2 separate regions of the Mus musculus genome follow, and region 2 is linked to region 1. The links are chromatin loops, found by intact Hi-C in ENCODE. Cell type or tissue: heart. All regions are shown on one strand.

Region 1 (8,000 bases):
TGCTAGCCTAGGCTAGACCCTTCAGCATGAAGTTCCCAGGACAAAATCCAGACTACCCTTTCACGAAGTCCACTGGGGTGGAGCCCACTCATCATGAGGTCAGCACCAGGCATCAAACAGTGGTGGCCCTGCTCTAACTGCTGATGAAAGCGTATCTCACAGTTATTAAAGTCATCATGGATGCTAGGCCTAGGTTTGGGAAAAAACCCACATTCGCCAGCTCTGCATCAGAATCCGTTATCGACAGATGAGGGCGAAACGGTTTCTTTTTCTGCCTGGAGGCTTTTTGTCAGAGGGTTGGATTTTACGCACTCGAGTGACTGTGTTAATGTACAAGTGGTCTTAAGAGTACAGCTGACAGGGTGGGAAAAAAGTAGAGCTTAGATGTGTCAAGGGATAGAAGGCACCCCCTTCAGTGGCTGTCTCCTGCATGAGGCACTGAGAGATTCAGCAACAGGAACTTGGGGACAGTACTGGGTTGGGCCACACTTGGGGACAGTACCCAGTTGGGTCATACCAACTTCCTTCACTGTGGGTGAGCTTCAGCAGGGACTGCCCAGAGGAGCAGTCAAAGTTAATTTTTAACTGTAAGTGCTGACAGGCAGCTGCTCAGTGGTTTGGCTGCTCATTTGCAAGTCCACACCCCTAGGGAGGGCATGCCAAACCAAGCCTGGCCAGAGAGTGATCAACCTTCCTTCATTACAGCCAGGGCGGCTCAGTGGCAGGATTGCAGACGTGACAACTTCTACTTTGCCACCACACTCCAATCAATGTCCAGGAGCTGCTGTATTGCCCAGGGAACGCTTCACAGGTGAACGGGTGGGGATGTGTCTCTGCTGGGAGGGGCTTTCCTAGCAGGGCCAAGCCCAGGGGCTTATCGTCAGCCCTGAAGAGAACCTGGTTTGTTGGTTGGGACATGCCTGTCTCTTAGTACTCCCAGATGGAAGCAGCAGGCTCTGAAGGTCAAAGTCCTAGGTTACATAGTGGTTACATAGTAAGTTTCAAGACAGCTGGGCTATAGAAGCCCTGCCTTAGACTAACAAACAACAACAAAACGAGGACAATTTCAGTCTACTAGCACCCATGATTGTTTTCTTATAAGTAACTATATCAGAATCAACCCTCCGAGAGAGAAAGATGACATCATCTGTAATTGCAAAACAGGAAAAAGGCTTTGGAGCATGTAGTCCAGTGGTGGAGAAGGTGCCTGCCAGACTCAGGGCTATTCCAGAACTAAGCATAAAAACTACTCCCCACCCTCTGGAATTAAAAAAAAAAAAAAGTGAAATTCTTGAGGTTTAAAAGTTCACCTTGAGATGTGGTTCCCACCAGTTATGAGGATAGGGAATGGCTAAGAGTTGCCGAATAAACAGACAGTGGCTAGACACAGAACCAGGACCTCATACATGGTAGAAAAAAATGCTCCAGCACTTAGCCACCTCCCTGGACCCTAAAGGTGAGGCTTGAAGATTCCAGAGAGAACCTCAGCAGGAGACGTGCTGAGTACAGCAGCTTGTCGTGGGCGGAGCCTGAGAGGAGCAACATGCTCTTCTGCACAGTCAGCATCAGGTGGGCAGGCAGAGACAGCCAAGGTAGAATTATCCCTGGGGGAAGGAGTGCAGACAGGTTCTGAGCAGCAGGCAAGGATGACTGTATACTTGTTTCGAGAGCGAAGAACAGAAGAGGTGGAGAACGGTCTGAGGTGCAGGAAAGTGCACGTAAGGAATGGGGTAAATGGCTGGTAGCATTGTGACTGGCACCAGAGCTCTGTGGGACTATCCTGAACAGTAGGAAGAGAATGAGCAGGCTGTGCTTACCGTCAGTGTTGGTGAAGGGATTCTGTCATCACATGAAGGACAGTCACTTAGGAGAGGAGGTATGTTTGATTCAGTAACAAGAGCCTTATGCTCAGTTTTGGAGGATGGGCTGGGGAAGTGTAAGCAAACAGCAGAGTGCTTGCCTAGCGAGCAGGAAGCCTTGGGTTCTATCCCAGAAAAGGGCTGGGTGGGGGAGGAAAGAAAAGAATAACTTGGGGATAACAAAAGAGCTCGGAGGCATAGAGAGAAAACAGTGAGGAAATCAGGCAGAAACGAAACTGGTCAGGACCAAAGGGCACAAACTCCTGTAGCTCAGAGCTAGAACAGGAACACTTGCTTTGGCAGCACACACAATAGCGTTGGGGTGGATTTCACCGCAGCTGTGGCCCATGCACAGGTCCGGCAGCATGGTCCCCAAAAGAGACAAAATGGCTGGCCAGCTTGGCACCTGGCTGGATTTCAGTGTGCACCACCCCCACTTCACAGAGTGATTTGGCAAGTTAAGTCACTTATTGAGCCCCGGTGTTGTTAGTCTCTCTACCCATAAAATGCAGCTAAAAATAGCACCTTCTAGGATTATGGCGAGGATTACATGGGTTAGGGAAAATAATGTTCTCAGCAGATGTACACCAGTTTCAGCAGGCAATGGCCGCTAAATGCCAGCTGCAGCAGGCTGCCCAAGGAAAGTTCTTCCCGTAAAGAAGTCATGGCCTGCATGTGCCCTACAAAGCCAGAAACAGGACCCAGGAGCAGTGCTGTCACCAAACAGAAACGAGCAATGAGTAGAAGGAATGACAGGAGGACAGGTGTTCGCAGTCCACTCAGCCCAGCCCATCTGTTACTATGGAGACCAAGAATATGATGTCATCTTTCTCTTCCTGAGATAAGGGGGGGTCCTGTAGTGTAGGGTGACTTTGACCTTCCTATCCTTCAGCCTTCATCCCCACCCCACCCCCGCCCTCCACTCCCAGTAATAGGTCTACATGTATGCTCAATCGATACAGTGTGGGCCCACAGAGCCACATCCCTGGATCCCCTTAGTTTTCTTTTGCAAAGACAGAAAATAGTTACATAAGGAGAGATAGAGAGCCTGGGGGTGGGGAGCAGTTAATCACAATATAAATATTATAAATATTATGGAAAGAGAGGGTAAGGAGGTGTGGCTGTCATCGCCCTGTCAAACCACACCTCATTTAGGAGTGCCTGAAGATTCTGAGCTGCAGGAGTGGGTTAGGTCCCAGCTGAGTTCACACAGCGGCAGCATGTGCATTACAGGTTGCCCTGCAGGAGACTGTAACAGCTCCAGAGCACCCCCTGTTGTCAAGGCACATGTGTGCCTGCATGTGTGAATTGCCATCCAGGGAGAAAAATACCTGATGCTGACATAAGCCGCAGTGGCTGCTCACACCCTTTGAGGGTGCTTGGCTTGAGGGAAGGATCCTACCTCATTTTCTGAATCTGATGCTTTGAATCTTAGCAACACCCTCATGTGGCAACTGTAGCATTACATCATGCTTGAATCCATCACCACTGGAGCATACAGCCTAAGACCTGGGTGCTATGAATAGCCCAACATGTGGGAATGCACATGGCTTAGATACCTTCTGTGCAAGGCTGGACACAGAAGAAAACATCTATCATAACATGTAACAGACATGCAACATGTTACATAAAGTGGAAATACCCTGTAGGATATCTGCTTAGTGCCAGGACACACATGTGCAAGGCAGATGTGAACAATGGGATGCTCTTCCAAAGGTGGCACTGGCATTGCCACAAATGCATGGTTCCTTCAGACAAGAGTGTCTCGATTACCCGTCTACTGCTTACTACACTGGTCTGGGTTGCTCAATACTTGCTGCCACTGTCTAGGTTTAAAAGAAGTTGACCCGTATGAGAAAGGACAAGGGTGTAGGTTTCTAGGAAGTAGCTAGGAACACTGGCCAGAGAACGAGATACATGAAAAAGGGAATTTTGGAAAGCCAGCTAAAGGAAGGTGCTCCCAAGGCCATCATCCTGAGGTCAAGGAGTGCCAGGTGATACAGATCAGCTCAGGAATGCAGTAGGGAGTGCCATCTTGCTTAGTGTGGTTCTGATGCTAGTGACTGAATTCTGCCAGCACCTGGATCTGCAAAGTCCTGCTTAGAAGGCTACCCTTTATGGCTTAGGGTGTAAAACTCCACTTACAGTTAATGATCCAGGAACCAGGGGTATGTTTATACTGGCTTCTGGGGGAATGTTTGATGGCTGCTCTGAGGAGAGGCTGTTCAGAGGTCAGGCACTCTGAACAGTCCCAGAGAACTGGGTAGAGCTGCCCCAAAGGCTGTAGAAGAAACCGTAAGCACAAAGGTGGAAGTCGAGAAAGGAGTTATGCTCAGTTAACTTCTGTTAGAATTCCTGGGTACTGTGTACCAGTCGGCCAAGGCTTCACCCTTGTCCTTCCTCAAGGCAGGTGAAGAATCTAACATTCTCTGCCATTGTCAACTTTAACCCAAGGAAGCAGTTACTCATAGGCACCAGCCAGTGGAAAGGAGAAAAGAGACACTGTAACAAGAAGTGTGGCAGGAAGTGTCAATGTAGCTGAGTGCAGTTTGCAGTTTTAGATCCACCACCCTGTAAAGCAAAAATACCACAGATTTAACAGTGAAGCCATCTGTGTGTGTGTGTGTGTGTGTGTGTGTGTGTGTGTGTGTGTGTAGGTGGGAAGGATATTCAGGTAGGGGGTTAGAAAGATAGAAAGAAGAGGTTCTGGTGCTAGGTGATGTCAGAGAGGAAGAGGCCAGTAATAGATGGCCTTCAGGGATGTAGAAGAGGAAAGATTAGCATCACAGATCAGGTGATGCTCTGGGGTTGGGGGTGGGGAACAGGGTGATGTGGAAAGCCAGAGTGTTTGCTGATGGACTTACTACAGTTTCTAGCTTCCACCTGTAATGGGCATTGTTCAAACCAGCAAGGGTACATGCTGCAGGCATGGGCCAAAAGATCAAAAATACTCAGGCCTTCTACTTCCACTCCCCAGTCAACTCCAAAAGTTGCCCCATAGATACCTTCTTGCAGCCTCCATTTTTGACTCTAGTCATTGACAAGCTGCCTTCTGTGGCCACAGTGGGACCCACACAAGATGTGAATCCTCAGGTTAATAGACTGGGGCTAGAACAAGGTTCTACATATTCACAAGCCTACTGTTTGATATAAGGACTGCTATTAAGAGTTGTCCCAACGCTTTGGAGCTAATCAAGAGAAGAAGAGAGCCATGCAAAGGGAAGAGGCAGATATACAGCTCTGGGGGCAAACAGAGACCAGAGTCTTGCAGCCACCAGCCCATACCCAAGCATAAATGTCAAAGAGAGTACTGCCCATCCAGAGCTCAAAGCAGGTGCCTCAATTAAAGGTATAAACTTGGGAGTCCTCTCCTTAGCCTGGGAACCTGAAGGCTCTGTTCCAGATAACATCTACTCTCTATGCTACTGAAAATGAGGAAGAAAACAGAATAGAGAAGGGAAGAAAGGGGCTGGAGAGATGGCTCAGCCCTTAAAGGCGAGTCTCAAAACCAAAAATGTAAGAGAAGGGGAGAGAGGACAGGTCCTGCAGAACCCCAGCACTAGAGGACTAGATGGCACAGGATTAGGCAGTAAAGCGAACAGAGCAGACAGCAAGCCCATGGGCCCAGCATAGGCTTGGAAGAGTGAAAGCATCAGAATGGAGACTGCTGGAGAGCTTTGCAGAGCAGGACCAGAGGGAGACTTAGTGAAAGGGTTCAAGGGAAAAGGGGAATGGTTCAAAATATGGTTCATTCAGGAGGATGCCTGACATGCACAAGGCTCTGGCTCAGCTCCCAGCACCACATAAACGGGGTGTGGTGGTACACACCCATCACCCCAGCACTCAGGAGGTGCTGCAGGAAGATCAGATATTCAAGGTCACTCTTGTTGACTACACAGGAAGGAAGTTAGAGTCTAGCCTGATCTACATAAGACCGGCAGGGGCGTGTATGAAAATGGAGACAGCAAAGAGTTTGCTGTGACGAGAAGGAAAAAGAAGGCGTTGGAGGGGAGGTAGAGCTGAGGGATTCTTCTCCATGATAGAGGATGGTCGTAGGATACAGGACAGTGTGGGTAATCAGCCGGGGAAGATGCAGGGTGAAGAAGGAAACATTAGTTACAGGGCCTGGAGGAGGCCATCAAGGGCCTGAGTGGCTCCAAAACCCTCCACACCACTGAAAGCATGTGCAGGACCCCAGAACACCACAAAACTCAAGCGTGAAGGCCAAGAGCAGGTCTCACAGCTGTTCAACTACGAGGGGAAACTCAACCTTCTGTTTCTAAATAAGCAATTATTAAACATACACCAGAAGAAAGCCATAAGCTACCCAGTTATGTAGGACATCGGGGCTTCCAGACACTTCCTTAAAAGTCCCTTGAGAAGACTAAACAATTACTTTGTATATTAATCTGTGGCTTGATAGATAAAAACACATTTTGGAATAAGGTCTGCTTGATCTATCACATTAAATGTAAAAGATACAGAGCCTCCAATGGCACAGATAAAAGCGCCACACTGATGGGGAAGCTGCAGAGCCTGTCTCTAGTACATCTTTCAGCGGTGTGATAGCATTTATTTACCCTGCATTATTAGAAAGTGAATAGTCACTAGCCTTCAATTTTCACGTCAATTGCAGGGAAAAGATTCCATTTTCTACAGAGTCTAGGATAGAAATTGACTTAGCAGCTCGGAACTGTCAAAAAAAAAATCCTTTTAAAAACTGGTTTGCTTTATAGAGAGGACAAAGCAGGTGTCGTCTTCCTCACGTGGACATTTATATTCACCCCACACTGTAGGTCTGCATAGGACAGTGGCTGCCAGCTCCGGATCACCTCACCTCTACATGCAGGCAGCTGTGGAGCCATCTGCCCCATGGGTGTTAGAGGACTCCATTTCAATGTTCTAATAAGAAGGACACTTGGAAAATACAGATCAGTCACCATTGCTAACAGGTCAATCTGATACTGAGTTTCCAGGGTTAAGAAACAGAAAACCCTACTCTGGATTGAATTAAAAGCGGCATATACATACTACATTGCCCTTGGGATTTGCAGATTCAGAACTTAGTTTGACAAAACCTATCAGGTTTGGGCAATTATGAAAGCAGGTTATTCTCTGTCATGGGGACGATAAAAACAAATGAGCAATAAAAAGACAAGAATGAAAAATGTTTCTCTTCTCGTTCTTTCTTTCCATGTTAAGGTGTCACTGTGTTTTGTTTACAGGGGCAGTTCTGTTTTGTTTTGTATTTTATCTTTTGAGACAGGGTCTCATGTATCTCAGGCTAGTTTTGAACTCACTACTACGGAGGCAAGGTTGACCTGCTCTTCTTGCCTGTAATACCTGAATCCTGGAATTACAAACATGCACCACCATACACAGTGTATGAAGTGCTAGGGATCACACCCAGGGTCTTGTGTATACCGGGTAGACAATCTATCAACTTAGCCAACACCCTAGCTCTGTATTTTCGTGTTTTAACTTCAGTCCTTAAATCTCAAGAAGAATACACAAGTCACCATCTAATTTCATCAGTGTGAAACTGGCCCCTTTAATATACCTGGCAATTAGACCTGTGCCCTAAAACTCCAGGCATTACTAGTTTTTCAAAGGGTCTTCCAGGGTGAGTTGGGGGAGGTACATCCCCATAGAAGCAGTGAGGAATTAGGACCTTTCCCATCCAGACTGACTCCAGGTAAGACTTTTCTGAAGGAGTTCCATCTTCATGCCCATGTCTTATCAGTACATACAGCTCTAACATCTCAGTAGACTTCCAGGAGCATGAATGATGGAGAGATGTAGAGTTACAGCTTCTTACAGGGCAGCCAGTTTCTCCCTAAGCAGAGGACAGTTGTGCTTCACCACATGGACACAGAACACTGGGCCTTGCGTCTCTTCCTACAAACACTCTGCACTGGCTGGTTTTGTGTATCAGCTTGACACAAGCTGGAGTTATCACAGAGAAAGGAGCCTCCCTGGAGGAAAGGCCGCCATGAGATGCAGCTGTAAGGCATTTTCTCAATTGGTGATCAAAGAGGGGAGGGCCCTACTCATTGTGGGTGGTGCCATTCCTGGACTGGTGGTCCTGGGTTCTATAAGAAGGCAAGCTGAGCAAGCTACGGGAAGCAACCCAGTAAGCAG
Region 2 (8,000 bases), 1.1 Mb before region 1:
CAAAGTTCATCATTATCATTGTTTTTGAGAAGGGGTTTCACTATGCGGCCTGGGCTGGCCTTGAACTTGTGGTCCTCATGCTGAGGGCCAGGATTCTAGTGAGCACCACTGTGCCTAGCTTCCAAATACTATTAAAAGTGCAGGGAAGGGGTTGCAGCTCAGTTTGTGCAATGTTTGCCTAGCATGCATTAAGTCCTGGCTTCATTCTCTAGTATCATAAATCTGGGGATTGTGGCAGATGCCTATAACCTTAGCAATCCAAAGTGGAGGCGGGAGGATCAGAAATTCAAGGTTCTCATCAGCTACAAGTGAGAACTTAAAGCCAGTTCTGGCATGAATGAGTCCTAGTCTTTTTTTAAAAAATCAGTGAAAATTCCGTGAGTGCCTATGTTCATGAGAGTTAGCAGGCAGGGGCTCTTTTCATCTAGACTGTTCCTTTTTAACAGTTCCGTGCCAGGCATGCCTGCTTGTCTCAGATGATCCCATTTCTCTCTTGCAGTGGGAGGCTCTTTCTAGTTAAGGCAGAGCTAGCTGCCAGTTAGTCTCAGCAACTGGGAGAACAAAGAAGTCACATAGTCCGAAGGAATCATACTTCTCTACCATGAATCTAAGAAACACACTCCTCTTCCAATTTCCCAGAGCAGAAAGTGCTGGTGTTTCCCCTCTCAAACACTTTATCAGACTCTGGGTCGGGAACTATGTCTTCATTTTCTCAATTAGCACTCTGCTTCTGTAAGCCTTTTAGCTTTTGTTTCTGGCTAACATAGCTTTTCACCCTCTTTGAATGTCAGGTCCTACTGAGCCATTTCACTTCACTTTGCATCCATTTTTCCACCATTACTGCCTTCATCTCAGCTAATTGCATTTAGTTAATCTGATGCCATTTATGTGTACAGTGCCATTTACAGTCAAAGTATTTTAAGTTTTCTAAAACCGCTTGTCTTAAGATTCAATGGAAAGTGTCTCGGAATTGAAGGAGTCCAATTTTATCCAATTTCCTTGTCACTCTCATTAGGAAAGGAGGTGTCCATGGCAGAAAGAGGCCTCTTTAGCTTACTCTGTGCTTATATTCACCATGTAAAAGCGAACAGCAGAACGGAAAAGGGGTGGAGCACCTCCTACCCATCCCATAAGCCAGCCACCCCCTGGGATGGCATGTGAGAATTTGAGGGTCCTTTAGGATCCCAATTATTCAACTTAGGGGTCTTTTGATAGACCTCTACTGAATAAAGTTCAGGAGTGTGGTGGTGGTTGGTTGTTGTTGTTGCTGTGGTGGTGGTGGTGGTGTGTGTAGCAAGTCTGTCTGTGTAAGAACCTCATGTAGGGTAAAGAATCCAGGATCAGGTTGGGAAGGAACACACTGAATTAGTTGTGTGTACTTATTCCCGTCCAGTAAGTCTTCGTAGGAGGAAAGTACAGGTTGAGAGCTGGAATATGGAAGCTGGAGAATATGGGCTAGGTTGAGAGATGTCTCCTGTAAGAGAGTTTACCCCGCACTGTTCTCCCTTTACTTCAGGGGATCAGAGAAGCACCAGGATAATGTACTGTGCCTGGTGATCATTGGTGCAGAGTCTAGGATGCAGATATCACTGACGAATGTGGCTATGCATAGCGTGTCCACCGTGCAGTTATTCCTTTTCTGAGACAGGGCCTCACATAGCCCATGCTGGTCTGGAACTCAGTGTGTAGCCAAGATGACCTTGAACTTCTGATCCTGTTTGTCCCTACTGAGTGCCAGGACTGCCAGCACGTATCATGTCTGGTTTTAAGCTGTTTTACTCCCTACTACTAAAAATGGCTCAAGTTATCCTTGGTAAAAGTTTGGAAAAATATAATGAGTGTAAGTTCACTGAATATATCTAATATTGACCTCACATGTTACCCCCTCCCCCCATTCCTTGCTCACTTGGTTTTTTAGGAAGGCCAACCCATAGCCAGACTCAATCAGAATTCCTCTTCTTGTCCTAAGCCTCTTTCCATTAAGGAAAGAATCCTTGACAATTCCAGAAAAAAAAAAATCATTGAATGCTACTGGTATTTCTTGTCATCCATAAAGTTATAGGTTTCAGGAAACTTCCCTGGTAACCAAAGATATGCCAAGCATGGAGCCATGGTGGCACTCTTACCTGTATGGTCCTGAATCGGCCCTGTCTTGCTGGTCAGCACACTCCACCTGAGCTGTGCATGGCTGTCATGCTCCCAGTGGCAGAATGTCTTGTGAGAGCCCCAGCCAAACTCGCAGTTAAAACCGTATGTCGGGAACTCTTCAGTGGGGAAGGACAGACAGACATAAGGGAAGAATTAATCACAACGATCAGGAAGGCCATTAATACTCTCATGGGCATCATTTATTTTAATTCCATATTTGTTCTAAAGCTATGGAAAATCCACCAAACCCAAGATTACCAAGAAAATAACAGATGCATGAACATGCCAAAAATGTTTACAAAATCACATTTAGCATTACCATTCTTCTTTCTGTTTTGGGTCCACCTTTAGAAAGATTATGGATTGCTCATCAAATTGGGTTTATGTGAGATTTCCAGGAAGATTACTTTCCAAGATGCTTGTGTATGAAACATCAGAAGTATTTTCCCTAGTTGCACAATAGTCGATACGAACAATAATATTATTGAAGATGAACCATAAAAATTGATAAGCATCAATGATAGAAATCTTACTAGAGATTAGCTACAAGTGTCTGAAGCTGGGATGTAAGTTGGCAGGAAGCCTAGCCCTGAGTCTCACTTCTCATCACACCAGCTGATGGCCCAAGCTTTGTGTCAGGAAGGAATGACTGAAGCATTTTGCTGAGATTATTTTCTTTCTTCTGTGCTTTCCATCAGGTCAATTAATTTCAGACTAAGTCTTTTTATTTCTTTTTATTTTTGGTGAATTTCTGAATTTGCATATCAATTGTTCGCCGCACTTAAAACCTCAATTTGAGGTCACATAAAGCCCAAATTCATTTAAACATCGACTCTTTCAGCAACACTTTCTAAAATCTTCCAAATGTTTCTTTTGGAAGCTGAAAACATAAATGGATTTGCGGGAAGGCGTCTGACCTTACTGATCCTTAACCTGAAAGCCTTTCATTTACTCAACTCAGTTCTTTGAAAGGGTCTTGAGTTCAGAAGTATTAAGAAAGAAAGAAAGAAAGAAAGAAAGAAAGAAAGAAAGAAAGAAGGAAAAGAAAAGAAGAAAGGAAGGAAGGAAGGAAGGAAGGAAGGAAGGAAGGAAGGAAGGAAGGAAGGAAGAAAGGAACCAGTGATAGGGTTTTGTTTGGGGAGGAGTCAGCAGAGGCTAAATACAATCACAAAGATGAGATCTTTGTCCAGTCCCCAGGCAGATCAAGCCTGAAATTAGTAGTCCACGAGATGGCAGTATTGAGTTGGATAGAGCCACATCATGGGTGTCTGTCCAACTGAAGTGGAGTCTTGAAAAGACTTGCATACAATAAAGGAAAGCATGCTATTATGGGCTGCCTTAGGGTCAGACAGAGACCACGTCTTTTTTTTTTTTTTTTTTTTTTAGCATTTCTTTAACTTGCCCAAGTGTTTGATATGAAGTTCTTCAAGTCCTTTCAGTTGCTCTTCAAGGGCTTTCCAGTGCCCCTCCCCCCACTGAACAATGGTGTGAGGGGTTTTAATAGAAAGATTTATTAAATTGATAAGAATGATTTACTATGCATGTTTTGGTTTCCAAGGATTTTTTTTTCAAGTGCTACTGTCAGATTTTGGAAGGAACTCGCTCTATGAATAATCACAAGGAAGTAGGATATAAGTCCTTATAATCAGGAGGTAATGTGACCTCTCAAAGGGTGGGAAGAGTTGGTTCCAAAAGAGAAGTTGGTCACATGATGTGAGCATTTGTACAGAGTCAGCTAGTGCAAAAGGACAGCTTGAGTGTCAAAGGAGAGGGAGTTTTCATGTGTAAGATATTGAAGCATGAAGTGGAACTTCATGAGGCTCAAAAATCTCTCCTGAAGTTACTGCCCTTGGGCAGCAAAACTGACTTTCACAGATGGCATAGTCAACATCCTTGTCCCGGAATGTACTGTTGTGTAACCTCATGGTAGGAAATGTTGATGTGAAAGTGTGAGGTTTTTGACTTTTATTTTTTTCTCTTCAGTCTGCTTTGTACGATATGCAAAAGGGCAGAAAAGCTTCATAAGTGGTTCCATCTACTTTGCTTACACATAAAATTTGCTCTCTGGCCCAGAAAACCACACTGTGCATTATGTTGGCTAACATTCTGATGACATTGTAAAGCATATGAACTTAGCATTTTAGAAATGGCCAAAAAATTAAAAAAAAAACAAATCAATGCATTTCAGTGGGGCTGGGATCTGGATTGTAGAATTCAGTGCTGACAATTCACCTTGGATATGAAGGTGACCAATCATCCAAAGTATCAACAGACATTTGTAGAGGGAAAAACAAACAAATAAAACCAAAAACAAACAAAAAACAAAAAGCCAAAAAGCTGCATAAGGATCAGGAAAGAAGAAGAAAAAGACAGAGAAAGAAGAGAAGAAAGTTGAGTAGAGGAAAGATATGAAGATGCAGGGACCCTGATGGCTAAGCTTTTAAATTATTACTCAGGCCCTGGAGTTGTGCACAGTTCTCATTAAATTCAATAGTAATAATTGGACTAAATCCCTTCTTAAAAATAGCAGGAAACAATATTCTGAACTTAAAACAAATTTATGGCCTCTGTGAGCAAATGCCAGCTGTGCTGCTGAAAGGATCTTGCCTGCAGTTGGGTCATTAAGCACAGGATGTGAGCAAGGATTTAATTTTCAAGTCGAGGTTCCTATCTAGTATGATCACTGCTTGGTTATCAGCTGGTCCTAAAGTCCAAGCAAGAGGGATATGGAAGCCCACACAATCATAAGTCACCAACATACTGTGAGCTGCTGTGAGGATGTGGAAAGACCCTCAGAGGGTCAAAGTCCTTTGTAAAGAGAACTGCATTAAACAGAGGGGTCTGTCCAAGCATGAATACCCTTTTATGCCTCTAATGACAGCAACCTAGGCAGTATATGGATATTGTATTCCTGCTGAGTTTCTTGTATTGATCAGAATCCTCAAGATAAATTTCTCTCCTCTATGTGTGTGTGTGTGTATGCACATGTTCATGTATGTGTGTATATCTATGTGTAAGTCAGAGGTCAATTTCAAATGTTATTCTTCAGGCACCATCCATCTTGTGTTTTGTGATTGGCTCTCACTGGGGCCTGGAACTTGCCATGTAGGCCAAGCCTGCTAGTCAGTGAGCCATGGCGATCTGCCTGTCTCTATCTCTGAGCATGCTCCATATACTCTGCTTTTGTGTGGATTCTGATGATGGAACTCAGGAATTCATGCTTGCACAGCAGGGGTAAGTGCTTGCATACACTTACTGAGATACCCACTCAGTTCTTAAAACAGAATCTTAAGATTTTGCTTAGTTTGTAACTGCTCAGGTAAACAGAATTTTGATGAAGACATAGGGTCTGTCTGAGGCCATCTGTGAAGTGTGAGAGGCCTGTAATGCATCAAGTTTTAGGTGTGGTCAGCCTCACCTTGAGCTAGACCTCTGTCTGGAAGCACATTCCATCTCTGTGAGGCCCATGCAGTGACCTAACCAGAAGGTTGCAGTGAACAGATAGCTTTTAAAGGTCAACAGTTCATGACCCTCCAGTGAGGAGCTGAAGACCAGATTTATAACTCAGACAATGGAATAAACAGGAAACCATATAGACATTGTCTATCTCTATGATCAGCCAGGCTGTTAGAACCAGTCTTTGTCTAGATGGTGGTAGTAACAAATCTTATGGATTCATGCGCTGTACACCTGCCCTCTGACTTTGGTGAATGCTAAGATTGGGCTGACAGCCCCTTGTTTATAAGACCTTCACAAGCATGACCAAGAGGTCCTGTTGAAAGCAAATGTGTTATCAAAACCTCTCCTGGTGTGGTCACCATGACTCTCACTTTCATGCTTTTTGAAGATAGCCATGCTCGTTTAATAGAGGAGATGAGAGACTAACGAAGCAGTAGAGAGACTACTTCAGGGTGCTTCTAATCACTTCTGGCAAGAAAAGAAACTAGATGAGCAACTAAAATGTACATGGCGTCATCACAACTTCATATACTCCCTTCATCCTCTTCTGATAGAGGGCCAAAGACAGTATATTGAGAGTCATAGTCCTACAGCTTCACCCCCACAGAGAAGCCCCATTTGCAGACCAGGGCCGTCCTCCTGGTAACAGACAGGGAAGAGTAAAATATCTGCAGACAGACACTGTGACTAAAGTCAAATTACAACAGGTATGAGCAGGAACACAGCATTTGGGGGATTTCCTTTGCCTAACGTCTGAGGGGTTTGGGATGCGGGAGCAAGCGTTTTGTCAGCTGAACTCCTGAAAACTGGGGGAAAGTTCCAAAGAAGTTTGTCTTACAGTTTAATTAGGTCAATGGTAACAGTGGCCTTTAAGGAAGCATGCTAATTAGGGAAGTCCTTTCTAGTCCTCTGTGAGGCAGTCAGTGTGGAGGAAACACCGATACACACCACACGGTCCATTAATAAATGACTGCAGAGGCCAAGGCTGAGTGAACTTCAATAAAGGAAATGGAAGAATCTGGGAAGCTGACCCTCTCACCTTCCTCTAATGATTAACTCTAAAGTATTTAAAAAAAAAAAAAAAACCTCTGGTTGCTTATACAACTGCTTCCCTTCATGTGAGTCTGTGGGGAAGAATGTCACAGAATACTAACAGAAAACAAAAGAGGGCAGCCTTTGATAACCCGCACGCACGGTTGGGCGGACAGAGTCCTTGGGTTTTCCTCTGAGCTAAAGGATAAGGGGGATGCTCCCAGGGTGTTTCTCAGCCCGGGCACAGTGTAAACCTTGGTTTCCTGAGCCAGTCTTGTGGTAAGTGCTGTTGTAAAACTGCCAACTCTGTGGCAGGCACAACAGACAAACTTTGCGCTTCTTGATTTTGCAGAATGGTGATGAAAATAAATAGTTAGGCTGTGGCTTGTGAGATTTCTTTCCTTCTTCTAGTTTGCAAACACAGGCCACATCAGAGCTGTGCTGTAATTAAACAAAGTATGTCTCTCAATTCCCTGGGGGGAGGGGGGTAGCTGGGACATGTCATTCAGCAATGACTGATGAGGAAGGGAACCCTGTTCATTGGGGCTTACTGGGTACCAAAAGCATGTGGCTTTTACAGCTTTGCTGTTCTCCTAGGCCTTTAGAGCAACTGAAGCCAGGAAGCTCAGTGATGCTATTTTGGTAAGTGGGATTGGAAGGGGTACATGGAATATAGACACATTAGATTTTGATACCTGATTGGATGGTGCTGTCTATAATGGTTGGCTTCTCTGTGGCCAGGACAGTGGTGCCTCCTGAAAAATAAGAGCAGCGGCATACCAAAATAAGAAAACAGAGGCAGTGTGCAACAATGTTTCAAGCTCACATCTCTAGACATTTCTCACAGAAAACTCTTACTTTAGTTCCTTCCAGGACCAATCACATTTGACTGAATCTTAGTCTATCTAATTCAAACAACATTACCATAAGATTGTTTTAATTTTATGCATGCTATGTTTTGTGTATGTTTACATGTGTGTGAAGATTTGCATTAAGTGTGCAGGAGCATGTGCATGTGGATGTTAGAAGATAATCTGCGGTGTCATGTCAGAAATATCACTTGGCTCCTTTGAAACAGGGTTACACAAGTAGGCTAGATTGGCTGGCTAGTGAGTCCCAGGGACCCATTATCTACCTACAAGCTTGTACTATACTCAGCTTTGTGTGTGTGTGTGTGTGTGTGTGTGTGTGTGTGTGTGTGTGTGTGTATTCTAGGGGCTGACTTCAGGTCCTTAGGCTTGACAGGAAGCCCCTTATCAACTGATCCATAGTCCCAACTCTAACAGCTTTACTTAAAAAAAAAAAAAACCTTACACATTTGCTTTACAATTTTTTAAATGAACAAATAAAGATTTTCTCTA

The links. Hi-C counts contacts between places; a loop is a spot of excess contacts. Peaks named below come from ENCODE experiments on the same cell type or tissue, not always from the same donor. Only the 100,000 strongest peaks of a DNase experiment are listed, where the experiment ranks them.
Region 2: it touches region 1 in a loop (3-fold over the local background); 8 of 42 quality-filtered maps call a loop at or near these places.

The regions. Positions count from the first base shown.
Region 1 is chr8:127,433,899-127,441,898 of GRCm38, reverse strand. All of the region lies in intron 20 of Pard3 (par-3 family cell polarity regulator), which reads right to left. LOC115486907 (a long non-coding RNA gene) reads left to right here and starts at 614. Exons shown (of 2, transcript XR_003947489.1): 1 at 614-811; 2 at 6,656-7,027. In heart, a CTCF peak has its summit at 3,125; DNase peaks (open chromatin) are centred at 608, 1,568, 2,178 and 3,068; H3K27ac peaks cover 1,411 bases.
Region 2 is chr8:128,487,291-128,495,290 of GRCm38, reverse strand. Nrp1 (neuropilin 1) reads right to left here. Exons shown (of 17, transcript NM_008737.2): 12 at 7,335-7,394; 13 at 2,127-2,264. Gm32643 (a long non-coding RNA gene) reads left to right here and starts at 2,306. Exons shown (of 7, transcript XR_003947627.1): 1 at 2,306-6,918. In heart, CTCF peaks have their summits at 3,377 (motif pointing right) and 6,747 (motif pointing right); DNase peaks (open chromatin) are centred at 3,390, 3,890 and 6,930.